Linked DNA regions of Mus musculus: region 1 is linked to region 2. The links are chromatin loops, found by intact Hi-C in ENCODE. Cell type or tissue: left cerebral cortex. All regions are shown on one strand. Links, peaks and the distances in the headings refer to the core of each region. The heading gives the core; the rest is flanking DNA.

What was found. A loop is a pair of places that touch in the nucleus more often than their neighbours do. Peaks named below come from ENCODE experiments on the same cell type or tissue, not always from the same donor. Only the 100,000 strongest peaks of a DNase experiment are listed, where the experiment ranks them.
Region 1: a loop joins it to region 2, with 2.9 times the contacts of the local background. A loop is called at or near these places in 12 of 42 quality-filtered maps.

What each region holds. Positions count from the first base shown.
Region 1 is chr14:97,327,652-97,335,994 of GRCm38, forward strand. No RefSeq gene overlaps it. Among named protein-coding and RNA genes, the nearest start is that of Gm23276, 4.8 kb to the right of the region's middle. In left cerebral cortex, for the core only: a CTCF peak has its summit at 3,926; a DNase peak (open chromatin) is centred at 3,927.
Region 2 is chr14:98,164,550-98,172,892 of GRCm38, forward strand. It overlaps Dach1 (dachshund family transcription factor 1), which reads right to left and starts at 5,216. Exons shown (of 12, transcript NM_007826.3): 1 at 3,934-5,216. The coding sequence starts at 4,760. Gm33583 (a long non-coding RNA gene) reads left to right here and starts at 5,355. Exons shown (of 2, transcript XR_003951195.1): 1 at 5,355-5,417. In left cerebral cortex, for the core only: CTCF peaks have their summits at 2,830 and 4,453; DNase peaks (open chromatin) are centred at 2,803, 3,719, 4,517, 5,281 and 1 more place; H3K4me3 peaks cover 2,907 bases; H3K27ac peaks cover 919 bases.

The DNA of each region.
Region 1 (8,343 bases), core at 279-8,278, 840 kb before region 2:
ACAAAAGAAAAAAACCCCAAAAAAACAAACACACACAAACATACACACACACACACACACACACACACACACACACGCACACACACACACACACACATACAACAAGTGATGAAAAGTGAAAAGGAATATACCACCACTATGTTATGAGGGGAGAAAATATCTTTTACTTAAAGCAATTGACCTTTCTTAAAATTTTAAACAAAAATCAATTTAAACAATACTTTAAATTTTTCTAATTGACTATTATCTATTATATTTCTAAATATTTTCTTTAAAATGAGGTTTTTTTCCCTTGAGATAAATTTTTATTTTTTATTGTCAAGTTATAAAATTGTTACTATTATAGATTTTAAACAAATAACTAACATCTTTATAAAAATCTCAGCATCTATGGAAAAACATCTAAATGATATCAGAGAAATTAAATGTGATGCATTATCTATATCTTATGTAAGTCTTGTGCTGAGTTTACAAAGTGTGTTTCCAAAATATAGCACCTATCTTTAAATTAGCACCTCCTTCCCAGATGAGAGGTATCACTTTGGGTTCAGATGATAAATATTATAATGAGAATATCAACATTTGTCAGCTTAGTCAAATAGAGTCTCTTATACCAACAATGGATTTATTTGAACTCAGCACAGATATCAAAGTCATTTGTGGTCTATCATAAACTGAATTTGTCATTTTGTACAATTGTTCCAACAAGGTACAATTTAAAAATTCCAGGTTAGTATATGTGTCAACCTAAGAAATTCAAAGACTGCTGAAAAAGGACATGTTTGCTGTTCACAGCCATTAAGAGTCAAAATTAACAGACCCATAGTGTAATGATATTGCTGTCATTTTAGAAAACCTAGGAAGTAGCAAGAAATCACTCATGTATGACTCACGATTGCTGTTCATGGTAGTGCACACACTGGCAGTCTGTTTGTCCAGTCCCCTACAGGGCAGACATACTTTCATTTTTGTAACTGCATTGTTTCTATGGTCATCAACTTCATTCAGACATTAAAAGATGAACCATTTATTAAATATCCCTACTAAGAGTCCCATTTGCAACTCACTATCCTAAACTGTTATCTAGAAACAGCCATATGTATTTCCTGCAGCTGAAAGGACATATATTACTGCCCAAGGTCAATACAGCATTGTTATATTAGCTTCAATGAGAATATGTTCTGATTGAACAGTATTTATTAGAAACTATCTATGAAAATTAGGATGCTATGACAATGTAGGCTTGAGTTTAATTATTTTAATTTTTAAAAGAGGAAACATTTGGAAAAGCTAAAAAACAAGAAATAAATCTATGTAGTTATTTTACACAATATTCCACATTTTAAAGATTGATGAGACTCTTTCTGTGCCTATTAATTCAACGAGAAATATCATTATATTATTGCTCTTCAATCTAAAATGCATCTCTTATTATTGAGATAAATAAAACACTTTTAAGTTGATTTTGCTATTAAGGAGACTAGAATGTATTGACCTCTTTGAGTCTAATTAAATAACAAACACCAGTATATAGGGTGAAATCATGTACAAATCTATCTTCCGCACAAGTTTTGCATTCAAAGAAATAGAGATGTTAAAAAGTGAATACAATACTTATTTTTATTAAAAAAAAACCTGAAGCATATCTTCTCACTTCTTTGTCATTGAATTTCACATATATACATATATGTACACCTTCACATATATGTATATGTATTTATATATGTATATATAAATTTTAAGTTATTTTCAATCCATTTAAAGAATATTTCCCCTGGACAAAAACACTGTTAAAGATCCATGAACATTTAAGTAAGGCAATGTGAACACATGCACAGGCTGCATGAAAAACCTTACGTGATTGATAACAGATAACTGTATTGGATTTTTGGAATAAATTGATTAAAAGACACAAAACGCATTACAGTCATTCACGGCTTGAGGCTTTATGCTGTATTCCATTCGGTTCCATGTGTGCTTCTCATGATTTATTGACAGCTGCTATAGATGGTTCTTTATTTGGTTCTTCATTTTCAACTCATCCCAACCTTGGTCAAACAATGCAACCTCCTGCATTTTTTCAATATTTTCCTAATATCTCAGCTCATTTAATTCTATTGATCCACTGAAGAGTATAATGGCATTGAAACTGGAATTACTAGCACCTCCCTACCCCGGTGCTAAGAGCTTTCCTATTGAGTCTGTGGACCATCACACGGAATCATAAAAGTAGACAAAAAAGTAGAATGACCTTTACCAGCTACTATTGTACTGCAAGAATCCCACAAACCTCAGAACATCATTTTCAATTTTATGGCACTGTTTTCTTAAATAATAAGAGAAGGGGGAAAAAAGGAACAACTGACCCCTGTTCAGCATTTACTTAAGCAGAATTGGCATTAATAGAGTATTCTGTCAAAAATTCAAGCTCAAGAAAATGTATGGCTTTGTCCACAGCAGTAGCTATCTTAGCAGATTGCACTGTCACCGCCTCACACAAAGCGCATTGCAACACCATTAGTGGACATAAATAATGCACAAGCTCTTAGGCAGTACTCAGCTAAGTGCATGGAAACCTTGGGCTCCTGTTGTCAGAAATTCAATGGATTAGTACCTAGATTTATTTTAAGTCTGTAAAGCACTTTGTTCTTGACAGCGTTCAAAGTAGAAAGAGTGCTATCCTGAATGTGCATCTTAATACTGTCATTCCTGTCTTGTAAGAGTAGATGATATATGGGCTGCAATATTTCGTTTTAATATTTAAAGTTTTCGCTGTGCAGATGCAAAGAAATATATTAATAGCTATCTGCTGTTACTTTATTGATCTAGGAAAGAACAAAGGTAACCTGTAAAATTTCAACTAAGGCTAGTAAAATGGAGACATTACAATTGCATTGAACTGAAATAAATACTGATGCAATAATCCTTAAACATCATATTTAGAAAATTGGGGAAATCTGGCATTTATTTCTTTCTCTCTTGGTAAATATCGTATAGCAGAGTTCATTTTAAAGACAAATTTTAGCACAGTTTAACTTAATTAACTGCCTTCAAATCATGCTTTCTTTCCCAAAGTTAGGTGATTGTGTGAGCTAACCCTCCACTGTGGAAGAACTTTTCTGAAGGTTACTAAGAATTGCTGCCCTTTGACTTCGTGTTGTAAGCAGTTGCTGACTTTAGATAAGTTTAGGAGTTAAGTCCCAAAACTTTCAGTGAATTGAAAGGATAAATATATTATTGAGTTCATTTAAAAAAAAGCACCTTTCCTTTGTGTGACCTAACACAAGAATAAAGCTATTTTATATCAAGTTTAATCTTTCTTCTCTATGAAGGCATAAAATCTTATTTTAAAATAATAAATTTCTTTTCATTAAAACTATATGATATATTAATTCCAATCCAAGTGGTGAATATTCACATATTGAGTTAAAAAACATTATCAGGATGTAAGACACTAAAGGAAAAGAGAAAACTAATGAATATGTTGATATATTCAAGACACATTTATTATGGTATATGCTTGATGTATGTTAAGAGAATCTATTTAATCATATGACTTTTATATCCTTGTTTTTGTAAAACAAATATGGGATTGTGGCTGCTCATTTTATTCTAGGAAATTCATTATTTCATAAAACAGATATGATTAGATATGTTTGTTTCTGTTATTTCAGTACACAATTCCTCAAATACACCTATAAGAGGATCATTATTTTTCTCCAAACAGAATGTACTGAAAAACCAGGTACCACTGTTTCAGGATAACTAGAATTGATCAAAATGTGAAATGAGCCAATTATTGATAAATAAAATAAAATAATTCTATAATGAGCAAGTAAAATCTTCAGCCTTGGAAATTCTTTTACTTTAGTTAGAGCAGCTTACTCTGCTAAGCGCTGTCAACAAACAATTTGCATATTCTTATCAATAGGTGGCGCTTTCACCCTTCTTCACAGTTTACTCTGAATCCTTGTGGAATTCTATACACTTATAAGAGAGCAAATACTTCAACTATTTCTAACTTTGATAGATACTCTCAAGTCTTTAAATTTCACATTATTGCTAGCCATTTTGTTTTTCTTTGATAAATAATCCTGTTTGAACATTAGTGATTATGCTTAAAGAAAGCCTGGAGTTCTTTTCCAAATATAAACATTTTAAAAATTATTATTTGCTTTCCTGAACTATTTGGTTATTCCCCACTTACTCCATGGGGAAACTTACAGAATGTCATGTTATAAAATTCCTAGTATAGAGTAACTCTACCAGTTTCAGTATTTTGATGAATATAAATCTTAAGTGAAAAAAATTGCCAAAAATATTCAAATGTAATCACATATAAACCACTGTAATATAATGTAAGAGTACCTTGTATAAATAAGAAAACCCGGTCAAACAGACATGTCTAAAACATAACTATATTTAGAATTTTATATGACTTTATATTTAGTCATACTGGATCTTTGCAATTCAATCAAGTCTGAGCTGTAGGGTTATTTAGAATCTTTCTAAGTGGCAGATAATAGTCTTTTGCAACTTGGAATAAGAAGAGTCTTTAAAATATTCTTTCAGATCACATCTTTATAATTTTATACTAAAATATCTGTCTATAAAATGATTCCCTTCAATAAAGCATAGACTCAAATATTTATATACACTGCTAAATTTCTAATGTCAATTAATGTACTATAGTACCACAGTCTCTATTTATGATTACTTAAAATATGACAAGTGTATAAAATATAGGTGAATATGATAATTTTCTGTTTAGAGCAACAGTGTTGGGATTAATAAAACATTCTATATTGATAAAATAAACATCAGAGTCAAGTGATACTGTATATTATAATGCTCAATTAAACCATATAATTCCTTCACCTGATTATTTCCCTCAGATTTAATTTTCCTCACTAATCCTCACTATATTTTTAATTCCATATTGTTCTGCTGTGTCAAATGAAAAATTTTTATGTTACATATATATCAGCATCAGAGAAGTGTAACGTTGCAAAGTTGAGTCATTATAAACACTATGATCTTTCTTGCGTTGTGAAGCCACGTGGTGTATTTGTATGAACTGAATATGAAAATTTAATTATTCTGTCTAAAGCATACAACGTAATTCAAATTATAGTAGTGAAAATAAAAACTAAGTTTGAAGATTAATTCATCTTCATAAAAGAAATCTAATCATGTAAGTTACCAGTAATTCTTCTTGTAACTGAAAATATTTTAGTGATATCAGCCTCTTAGTATAATTCTTTCTGAAAATCTATGATGACTGTGAAAGTGGACTCCACCATTCCCTCCCCCCAAAATCTCAAACTGATAGTCTTGGTTCAATTTGCATGTTCACGCTTCATCACTTCTTTTTCCCATAAGACAGAAGTAGATAATAAGAAGTTCAAAAGGAATTTCATTTTTGTTTTTTTTTTTCTAAAAATTATAGAGTCTTCTAGAAAAATACAGTTTTGAATTAGTCTTATATTTAAGAGATTCTGTTGACATAATATTACCTTTTATATATCTTAATAAATAGGATTTCTTATACTTTGAAGGTCTTCTGCTGTAAGAACAAAGCCCTCTATGTTGTGATGTAAGGCCTTGGGGTGTTTATTATACATAGGCTTACGCTTTAAAGTGCATCACTGTTTTGCAACCCTATGTTTTACATATATAGAGCCTGACATTATTAGATAACATTATAAGATGGATCTTGTACAAATTCCATCCACTCCAAATGGAAGAGGATCCCTGTAACGTAGATAAATGTCAAGCATCAGTAGTCCTATGCTTAAACAGTCTTGAAGAGACAAAAACGGATATGATAGGCATAGCCCTCCATTATCAAGACAGCGATGATAAAGTACAACACTTAAGAGATTTTACTAACAGTTTAAGAGTTCTGGCACAGCGCTGACTGTGTATAATGAGGCTTCTAAACGTTCAGCTCACACAACTTGCATTTGAAGAGATAAAATACTTTACAAACTCTATTTCATTAATCTTCACAATATCTCTGTGAAGAATTATGAACACCAATCAACAGATTACAGAGGGATGGCATTGAAATGTTGAATGAATTCCCAGTCCTCTAAGAGAAAGCCTTGGAGATTCTCTTTACAATGAAGTTATATCTTTAATGCCAGCCTTCCAGACCAAATTAATGTGTTAACCCGCAGAAAGAATCAATATGTTATACTTTGTTCACTAGAAGAGAAAGTGAAACTTCTCCAAAATCACAATCTTAAATTTGATAATAGGTTAAAGCAATATTTTATTGCTATGTTATAAGAACATTCAAAAGTATGTCTTCTAAGAAAAGCATTGCACAGTGACTCTTTTCCAAGGCTATTCTAGTGGCCACATTAAAGCCAGATAACAATTTTAATCTTGCAGTAAATTAGTCTAATCATATTATTAAATAACTATTCAAGGGATTTTAACAGCACATGGTTTGCGTTGTATTATTAACAGCTCTTCAAAGGGCCCACAACATTATCACCATCAATAAATTGTTATTGACCACTTACTGTGGATAGCTTGAGTTTCGAAAGATCACATTGCTTCCAATTTGTTAAGCTAATCTTTTATGGATTTATTTTCATGTTGACAAACCAACTTCTTGTTATGTCCATAGGGCAAAACTTAGTCTTGGCACCCAAAATTTTTTTGATTCTTTTTAACAAATGAGCCTTTAAATGTGTTTGATAACCTATTATTAAGTAATCAGTTTTTTAAAAATGTAAAAGATAATTTGACAACTTTAGCAAGATGAGAAAGTACAGTTATTAAGTACAATTGGGAGGTCATTACACAAAAACGCCAGCACCAAGTACAGAACACTTCCATATCAGTCATTTGTCAGAGAGGCACCAAAGACACCATTGCTCTCTCTCAGACACACACCAGGACATGTTGTAAGTCCTGTCTTCTCTATACACCATACATCTTAGATGTAAGATGACGAGAAATCAAGCTGACAGTGCACTAGAGAGCTACAGTAACGACAAACTCATAGCAACTGTGTATGCTACCACTGAGTCCAGAGCTGCACCTTTCTATAAGTCAACTATGGGAAGCAGAAAGGCCACTGGTTCAGAAGAACTTACAATGTACTGCCGATCTATTGTCAATGTTTAAATTATACTTGAAGGAGAGGCAGAATATGGAGTTGCATACTCATTTGTGAGTTCAGACTCTGAGGGTAAGTCCAAACTCAGATGCACAATCCTGATTATTTTTTGTGGGACACTAACCAAGCACAATTAATGAATAAATGATAGGTTAATTACAATAATAAAGATGAGAAAAGGCATTATTCTATTAAAAATTAAGTAAAAATGATAAGATGTAAAAGAAATGAGTTTTCAAACTACTGTTTACCAATGTGGCTAAAACGAATGAGTAAGATTTGTTCAAACTGTTTAGCTTTTTGTTGGTTCTTTGTCAATTTCGCATTTTGCACACCGATGCTACTCATCTCCCCTACCTTCCCTACCTGTCCCCCATCCTTGCAATTTCTACACTACAACAAAGAAAAGAAAATATTGTGGAAGCAATAGTGAATCACAGTGTGTTTCACACTATACGCTTTTGTCCACACTTCTTTGCTTGCAAATGTTCATTGCAATGAGACGTTGGCCTGATACAAGCTCCCTAGGCTTCTGCTATGTCAGGCCTGGAAGTTTACTGGGCTTCCTCTCAAATATCCTGCTGTTGTCCTGTGTCTTGGATATCCTGTAGTTTAAAATCTGTAGTTCGGTTCCCTTCATGTGCTCCAACAGTTCGCAGATGGGGTGGATGTTGGGTCTTGCCAATTCAAAGCCTCTGAGTTATCTGAGCTGGTCAGTTTTTGGGGGCCTGACTCTCCCGCAACCTCCATAACTAGCGTCAGCTCTACCCTGCTTCCCAGACCAAGTGGTCCTCTCCTGAATGCTACACTCTGGGAGGGATGAAGGCAGCTCTCCTCCTCTCATGACCCCACGGCCACATCTCCCATGTGCCACAGGTGACAGGCAGAAGGGGGAGGAGGGTAACTCTCCCTCATCCGTGCCACCATATGGAGGCTAATGTTAAGGCCAGATCTCCCATGCTTGTATTCTTCAGACCATATCACCTACAGCTCATACAATAAGTGAGACCTCTCTCCCAGTCACAGTGTCTAAAGGCAGAGGCCGCTTTCCTACTCTCATGCCCCCCTCCAACGCACAAGCCAGCTCTCACATAATATCCAGGTGAGGGATGGGCCAGTTATGCTCAGCTCTCAGATGTCAACATATCCTGGGTGGCAGCCCAAAAAGGGACATCCTTCTGGCCTTTGCTAGTAATAGATGTCTGGTA
Region 2 (8,343 bases), core at 145-8,144:
AAACCCTTGACAAGAAAAATAAAGCAAAGAATTACTGGGAAAGCTACAGTTCTTACAGTAAAACTGTATTCAGATATGACCCTGAAACATAAAAGGCTTGGCATATCTTCCAATTTATGTCCATGGATAGCATCCACTTTAAAGACAAAAGAATGCTGTTTATGAATCTATGTGTATACATGTAAAGGATTGAATGAGGTAGTCTGTTTAAATGAAAAACTTTGGAAATCTCAGGCTACACAGAAGCCAAGTCATAGTCTGGTTTTTAAAAAAAAAAACAGAAATATCGTCTTCTTCCAATAATCAAGAAAACAAGCATTTCAGAACAAATGTAAGACTCACTTTTCATTCCATGAATTCACAGAAAAATCAAACTTTAATCCAAATCTGCAAACAAGCAATTGACTGACACAAACAAACTTGACCATGGACATAATGACTTTTTGTTGTTGCTGTTGTTGTTATTTAATGGTTAGCAGTTAATTAACTGACCTCCGCTGCAACAGCCAAGTTCAGACAACTAATGTTTAGTTTTAAAATAATAATTGTAGGAAACTGACCAAGGTCAGACTTTGTCTTTCAACAACTTTGAAATGGGTTTCCTTAGATGTTCTTTCATGTTTTGAGACCTGTATTATATTTAGGTTTACTATCTAGAAGGTGACAGTGCCTTTTTCTTCTCCTAGAGGTAATGACAGATGGCTTCCACATTTACTCTAATTTTCATAGAGAGCATACTAATTCAATAGCCCCAAGCAAATTAAATCGACTTTAGGATTTGCTACCTTCCTGAGTCACTCTCAAATTGTTTATTAATGTTTTTTTCCTTTAGCATCACTTTTTAGTTTCCTAAAATTCCCTGAAATGTAAATATTGCTGAGTCCTCATAGATATATATATATATATATATCTCCTATAATACTGAGAATACTAAAATTTAATATCACAGACACCCACTGCTACACAGCACATAATATGTACACAAGACACTATGTTTATCTATATAACGAATCATATATGAGAAATGTTATTACTTATATATTTTCAGTAATACAATGAACAAATTTTCCCTTGGTCTGTTAAATACCCAGAATTGAAAGAAACTAGGGTGAAAGATGTCACTCTAATCTAGATTAATAAAAACAAAATCTTAACACCAAAGCATAAACCAGGTTTAAATGAAAATAAAAATAGTTTGCAAGTTCAAAGAACAAAGTATTCCAGCTATTGCTTTCAAAATAAAGACCGGAAAAGATAACCCTTATAATTAGTATTAAATTGCTAATATGGTAACATGCAATTTGTATATTTTTGGTGAGAGAAAGTTCAAATGCAAAGTTCCATTTCCTGGCCTATGGCTGTGTTGGGAGAACCTATGTAGGTGTATATTCAAATCTTCTCAGAATAACTAGCAGAATTTCCATGGATTTAAGTGTAAAAGGCTCTCTAGTTGATATATAAAATCAAAATGTGATAGTCAGTCAGCACTTTCCCTGCCTAAGAATAGCTTGAAGTAGGATGTTAGAACAAAACATTTAATCACAAAATATTAAGGCCAAATGAAATATAATTAGGGTGCAGATGACGTATTTTTAAAGGGATACACAATTCTACTGAGTTTAAGTGATCTTTGGCCTTGGAACTTAAGACTCCAGAACTGTTAGGAACCTCTGGGAAGGAAAAATGGACAAAGGAAGAAAAGGATGATGGTTGGAGGGACCGGAAAGAGGAGGAAAGAAAGTAAAAAGAAAACTTTTTTTTTTAAAGTAACTTTAAGACTATCCTCCGACTATATGACTAAAACTACCATTTAAAGTCTTGGTATCATAACATCACAGAGCCACTGTAAGGAGTTCCTCACAGGGTGTGTGTGTGTGTGTGTGTGTGTGTGTGTGTGTGTGTGTGTGCTCATGTCAGTGTGTGCCTGCACATATGTAAAATGACTGTTGATTATTCAGCACGAGAAACACAATGGATATTGGGAGAAGAGCAGGCATTTCGTTAGTGAAGAGGAAAGCTGCATCTCAATTTGTCACAGAGTCAGTGTGACAGCCAGCAACACAAGTGTCTGAACTGACTTCCAGTTTTACTGTGCATTGTTCATGACTCTACAACAATGTCCTGGGTGCTTCTGGTAGTTTTTACGACAGGTTTTGGACAAATATGTTATCTTCTGGACAACCAAGAATGACAGTTATCTGACTAAATGGCATTTAGCAATCAGCATGCCCACCCGTGCCCAATGCCATCTGGCCACCCACCGGATCCAGTAGAAGCATGTGTGCGCGCACGTATGTGCGAGCAGGACACACACACACACACACACACACACACCACAGCTGAAATAAGAGGTCAAGACAGGAACATCAAAACATCAAATAAACACAGAAAGGAATTGCTAGCTAGGTCAGTTAAGTTGGGATGGAGTTCTGGTCTTTTCCTTTCTCTTCCCAGGCCCTACAGAGGAATAGTCTCAAAGAAATTGCTGGTGGCTTTGGGTCTGGTTTCTCACCTCTCCTGTCCAGTTTCCTTAGCTCTGTTAAGAGCCTCTGCTTTTTCCCCTCACCATTAAGCTTATTTTAAAGGTACCAAAGTGTGCGTATGTGCATGTGTGTGTGTGTGTGTGTGTGTGTGTGTGTGTGTGTGTGTATGAATCTTTTCTCCCAGTTCCCAAGTGCCTACTTATGATCTCCAACTTTCTCTACTTTCTTTCTCTCAGAACCTCTGAACTTATCCCTCTGCCAGCAGCTGGATCATTTCTACCCCGAAACTGACAAGTTGCCCCACTCCCGCCCCCTCTCGGTAGATCCTCCCCCAGTGAGCGTTCATTAGCATAAAACTGGTTGGGTCAGGGACTGTCCCAAGGCCACCTCGGCGCACATGCACAAGGAAGACTAGGCGAGAAGTATTCAAGCCCTTAGCATCCTGTGGCAAAAGGACCACCTGCACCTTTCCTGAGCTACTAAACTCAGAAAAGAAAGTGGAAAGAAAAAAGAAAAAGAAAGAGCGAAGACTGGTCAATCCGCACTTTGAAAAGAGGGCGAGCAAGTCCCTTTCTTTTCTTCCCCACCTCTCCAATTCAGCTTCCAAGAGTCTGGGGCACCAGGTCATCTCCTAAAGAACAAAACGTGTTTGTGCCCTCGCATTTGCCCCGGGGCAAACGTACTTCTTTTTTTCTTTTCACGAGCGCGTGCGCGCGCGCGCGTACACACACGCACACACACACACACACACACACACACAGATAGGGAGACACAAACACACACATCCGCGCACACACAAACCCCTCCCCTACACAGGCTTCCCTCTGGGATGTGGGGCTGAACTCTTTGGTTGAACTCTCAGATTACCCCTGCTCCTCTCAGCGCCCGGTACTGTTCCGGTGCTGACTTCTCAGCGCCGCTCTCAGCTGCCAGCCCACCCTCTTTTCTTACTAGAGGAGCCCCCCTATCCCAGAGCGCATCCCTCAGCTTCGGAGCCCTGCAGGATCAGGGTCACGACCTCCCTCCTATCCCAGAGGTGCCCAGAGGCTTCTTGGAGGAACCCAGGTCCCAGGAGTGCACACTCAGGCAGTAGTGTCCGGAACGGGTGCAGGTCACCAGCGCGCCCGGGAAGGGGCTGTGACTCCTGGGAAGGCACCTTCCTCTGGTTCCCCACTCTGCATCCCAAGCTCAGCGGCAGCCTAGCCCGAATGCCCTAGGAAGCATCAGGAACACCCGGCCGGCACGGATCAGGCCGCGAGCAGTGCGAACTTGCCCAGGAGGTCGGGCGAAGGAGACTAGCCCCGGGGACCGACAGGAGAGGGCCGTGCTCGCCAGGGCGCGCAGCTCGCGGACGCGCTGAGCGGGCGGCGCCGGGAAGGGAGCAGGGGAAGGGCGAGGAGGAGGGTGGGAAAGGACCAGGGCGACAGAAGGTTTCCCCTCCGCTCTTTACCTGGCGTTGGTGCAGTCATTGTAGAGGGTCTCGAAGTCCTTCCTGGAGATGAGTTTGCAGCGGTTCACTCCGGGCTGGATGGCCCCCAGTCCCCTCAGGATGCGAACCTGTTCCACATTGCACACCACCGGCGTGATCTCCAACCGCTTCAGCTTGGTGTAGACGGTGTGCAAGCCCCCCACCAAGTGCTTCAGGAACAGGTCGAAAGCCTGGGGCAGGCAGATCAGCTCGCAGCCCTCCACCGTAAAGGAAGCCACTTTGGCCCCTCTCAGATCCACCATTTTGCACTCATTATTCTGGGGGGTGTTTTCCACTGGGGACGGGGTTGAGTACACGGGTTTCCCAGGGAGGGGGCCGCAGCTGCTGCTGCTACTGCTGCTGCTGCTGCTACTGCTGCTGCTGCTGCTACTGCTGCTGCTGCTGCTGCTACTGCTGCTGCTGCCGGTGCTCGCGGTGATGGGGGTGCTGGAGGCGCCGCCGCCGCCAGCGCTAACGCCGCCGCCGCTGCTCCCGGCCGCCAGGCTGGGGTTGCAGTTGCTCCCGCCGCCGCCTCCGTTGCCGCCGCTGCCACCGCCGCCTCCGCTGCCGCCGCCGCCGCCACCAGGAGAGGTGACTGTGGCCGCGGCTGAAGAAGAAGCAGAAGAGGCAATGGGCTCCGGCCGGAACAGAGTTGGCCCAGACGACGCCGGGGGTCCGATGGATGGAGCCGGAGACGAGGTCGCCGAGGAGGTGGAGGTGGTGGTGCCCGAGGAGGAAGCAGAAGTAGAGATCGGGGGTTGAGGGGGGACCAGCTGGGTCGGAGGGATCAAAGCCGCCGGCACTGCCATGGTCACATATAAGGGGAAACAGAAGGAGGAGAAGCGAGGGGGAAAAGTTGCCACACACCCCCCAAAGGGGAAGGGGGAGAAAGGGGGACAAGGATCGAGGTGGGGGGGGGGGCAGAGACAACAAGCACTCTAGGAAGGAACCTTAGTTGGAGAGAGGGAGAGAAGAGGAGAAAAAGGAGGTGAGGTTAAGAAAGAGCGAGCGCAGGAGGGGCGAGCGCGAGAGGCGCTCGAGAGAGAAACGCACAAAAGTGTCCCGCAAGTCGAAATGCGAGTCCTCTCTCGGGGCTGGGATCGCGGGCTGCTCTTGGGGGGGGAGAGGCGGGGGTGGGGCGGGGAGGGTCGGCTGGTGGTGTGTGGGTCCCGCTCTAGCACAAAGTTAAGGATGAAGGTGAAAAGGAGGAGGGTTGAGGGACTTGGGTTCTCCCTGGCAAGTACATTGATCAAAGATTGAGAGGGGAATGACAGAGAGAAAATGAGCTGAAAGTGCAGGCTGCCGGCTGGACGAGTTGTTGTTGTCACACGGTGCGGAGGGGAGGAGCTCCGGATACTTGAAATACCCTTTGAAGCCGCGAAAACCTCACTCACTAGTATTAACCCAAATTATCCAACCAGGAACTCGGAGCACAGACTCCAAGAGCGCGAGACCGAGGAAAGGGGGTGGGTAGAAAACGGGAGTGGGGGGGGAGGGTACGGAGGAAAAGGGTGGGAGGAAAGCCCTAGAAAAGCCGGGGCCCAAGAGTGGTGCTCAGAGAGAGGGAGAGAAAGCTGGTCATCTACTTCTCTCGCGCTGCTACCGTTACATCCCCTGCCACCTCCTCTGTGGCTTTGAAGGAGAAGACTCTTAGCTCCCACCCACCCACCCACCCCAAAAAGGTTCTGAGCAAACGCCTCATGACTGAAAGAGCGGCGGTGCCGCTGCCAGCTCACCTTCAAGGATTTAGGTTCACACACACACACACACACACACACACACACGCGCGCGCGGGGCATTTGTGCAAGCAGTTACAAAAGGAAACATCCCCAGCTCATGACTGTTGGGCAATTATTATTATTATTATTATTATTATTATTATTATTATTATTATTATTATTATTATTATAGGAAAATTCACATGTAAGCAGTGTGGACTATTTTGTGTATCTGACGGGTTTTTTTTCTATATCAAAAATGTTTATATAAAGATAAAGAAGAGTTTTCAAGCTGCGGGAAGAAAGTCACTTAAGAATAATGGGTGCTCCTGATCCTAGTAGACAGGGATACAGTGGATTAAAACAACTTCCCTTTCACCTCCAGAGATTGGTCAGGGATGACTTCTTTATCTAGAAATTTCTAAAGAGATCAGCTGTCCTTGAAGATTAGAAAGTAGAATACAAAAACACACTGATGTTTCTTACCCAAAACTCTAATTAATTCACCTGGTCTTGCACAGTAATCAACTCTCATTTCTCCTTCAGTACCCGAGGAGAGTCGAAAGTGTGTTATTTAAGTCACACAATAATTATTGGGTTCCTTTCATATTTGGAAAGTCCTGCTATGTTTTGGGAACTTCGTTTTTGCTTTCTCAGTGAGAATGTGTTTGTAAAGAATGAAATAGAAACTAAGCCTCCTGGTTGACTTGTAAACACAGAAGGCAGAAGGGAATAGTGGTTTGGGGCTGCATGAGGGGAGTAAGACACTCATTTTCTCCTCCTGTCTTCTCTAACTTGTTGCACAGCGATGTTTTTTCCGGGATGTTTGACCAGCATAGAATTTGAGCATAGGTCCTGTGTGTTTGTTGCTTATATCTCTAGGAATCTGGAGTAGTTAGGCATTGAACCTGTCTACACATGTCTAAAGATTTCATAAGATGTGAGGAGGCAGCATATGACAGATTTAAGAAATAAACTATTATAACAGGCTTGTTGATTTGAGAAATGTTAGGATGTTATTTTTGCCATTTAGGTATTGAAATTATCACTTTTGTCTTTATCTTTTTAAATCCACTGAACTCTGAAGTTTATTGTCTAAGTATATAGGAATCCGTTAAAGTGAAATATGACACTATTGTCTTATTACTCTTTTATGCTAAACTTTGAGGCACAATACTTGCATTGGAAGGCTTTCTTACAGTGTAAGAATTTTTTAAAAATTGAATAAAAGTATATAAACTTCTACAAAGATAGATGAAGCTTTCACAGCTGTTTGCCCCAGTGTGTTATAATGAGGTGAGGTTTAATAATTTTTGAATCATCAAACCTATTCTTAACTAAAAGCATAGATTCAGTATATACCACAAATATCAAAATATATTTTAGAAATATTGCCAATTTTTAAAATGTCAAATTGCTGCATTTGTGAAATACAACACTGTGGAAAGTGCTAAACTCTAAAAGAAAAAAAAACTAATTTATTTGTGAATGCCATTCCTAACTTCAATAAAATCTAGTGTGCTTTTTAAATGGTAAATTATGGAATGTTTCAATTATTGGTACCACAAATAGAAACGGCCAGTTATAAGTGGGCAAAGCCTGACCTTACCATTCTCATTCTTATGTTTCCTTAAACTATCACTCATCCAAAATCTGCCACACTCTGAAGAAGCAACAAACAGGAAGAGAAGCAGTGATGCATAGCTATAATTCCACCCTGCTTCCAGCCAACTTCAAATGTTCTGCAGGGAAACAAGGGCTCCATGCACGGGCTTCACTTAGAAGCAAAGCCCCTGTACCTATATGTGACTCCTCCCCTCCCCCCACCTCAGGTTTCTGAACCTTTTGAAGGAACCACCACTTGTTCCTTCCAAACAATAGGGTTTGTAAAGTCAAAGGTTGCAAAATAAAATGTACCGGAAAGAGAACGCCTGGAAAAGCATACTGCTTTTATCTCTTTCTTTCCTATTCTTGGAGAAATTCTTTCCTGCGATGAAGAAGTCAAACCGTGTTTAACACAGCACATAGATCAACTTAAGAAAGATTTCAAATTCCCCATTGAATCTTTCGCATGGAAAGCTTTTGTCCTGTTTATTGTTTTACAGGTCTTGGTTTTTAAGATGCTCTCCATCCATCTACTCTTTCCTAACCTTCATTCAATTTGAATAAGCAAAACTCAAAGTACTGTAACTGATATTAGAAAATTCTCCCTATGTTTTGTGGAGACGTATTGTGCTGAAATCAATAAGACTGTTTAAAATTCAAAGACCTGCAAATCGTTCTGTTTGTCCTTTGATAGGGCCTATGCTGATTAAAATGCTACCAAGAAAGCTTAATTGCTGCACTAATTAAGAAGTCTTTAATTTCTTTCTTAGGATATCGTTTGAAGCTTAGCTTGTACAGTTCAGGGAAGGTATTTTCTTCCCTCCTTCTGCCCTCTTCTGGCCCCTCCCCTCCCCTCCCCCTCCTCTCCCCATTTGAGGAGCCCGATTAGAATGGGAACTCATAAAAAGAATGGTCTCATCATTTATTACTTAACAAAAATCGGCACAGGATACAGACTTCAGCTCAGTATAAAATGCAGTTTGGAGAAGAGCTGCAAGCTTTGCAGGAGACAGTGAGAAAATACAAAGTAGCTGTTGCAGCTAAAGACCTGGTGATTACCTGAATGGTA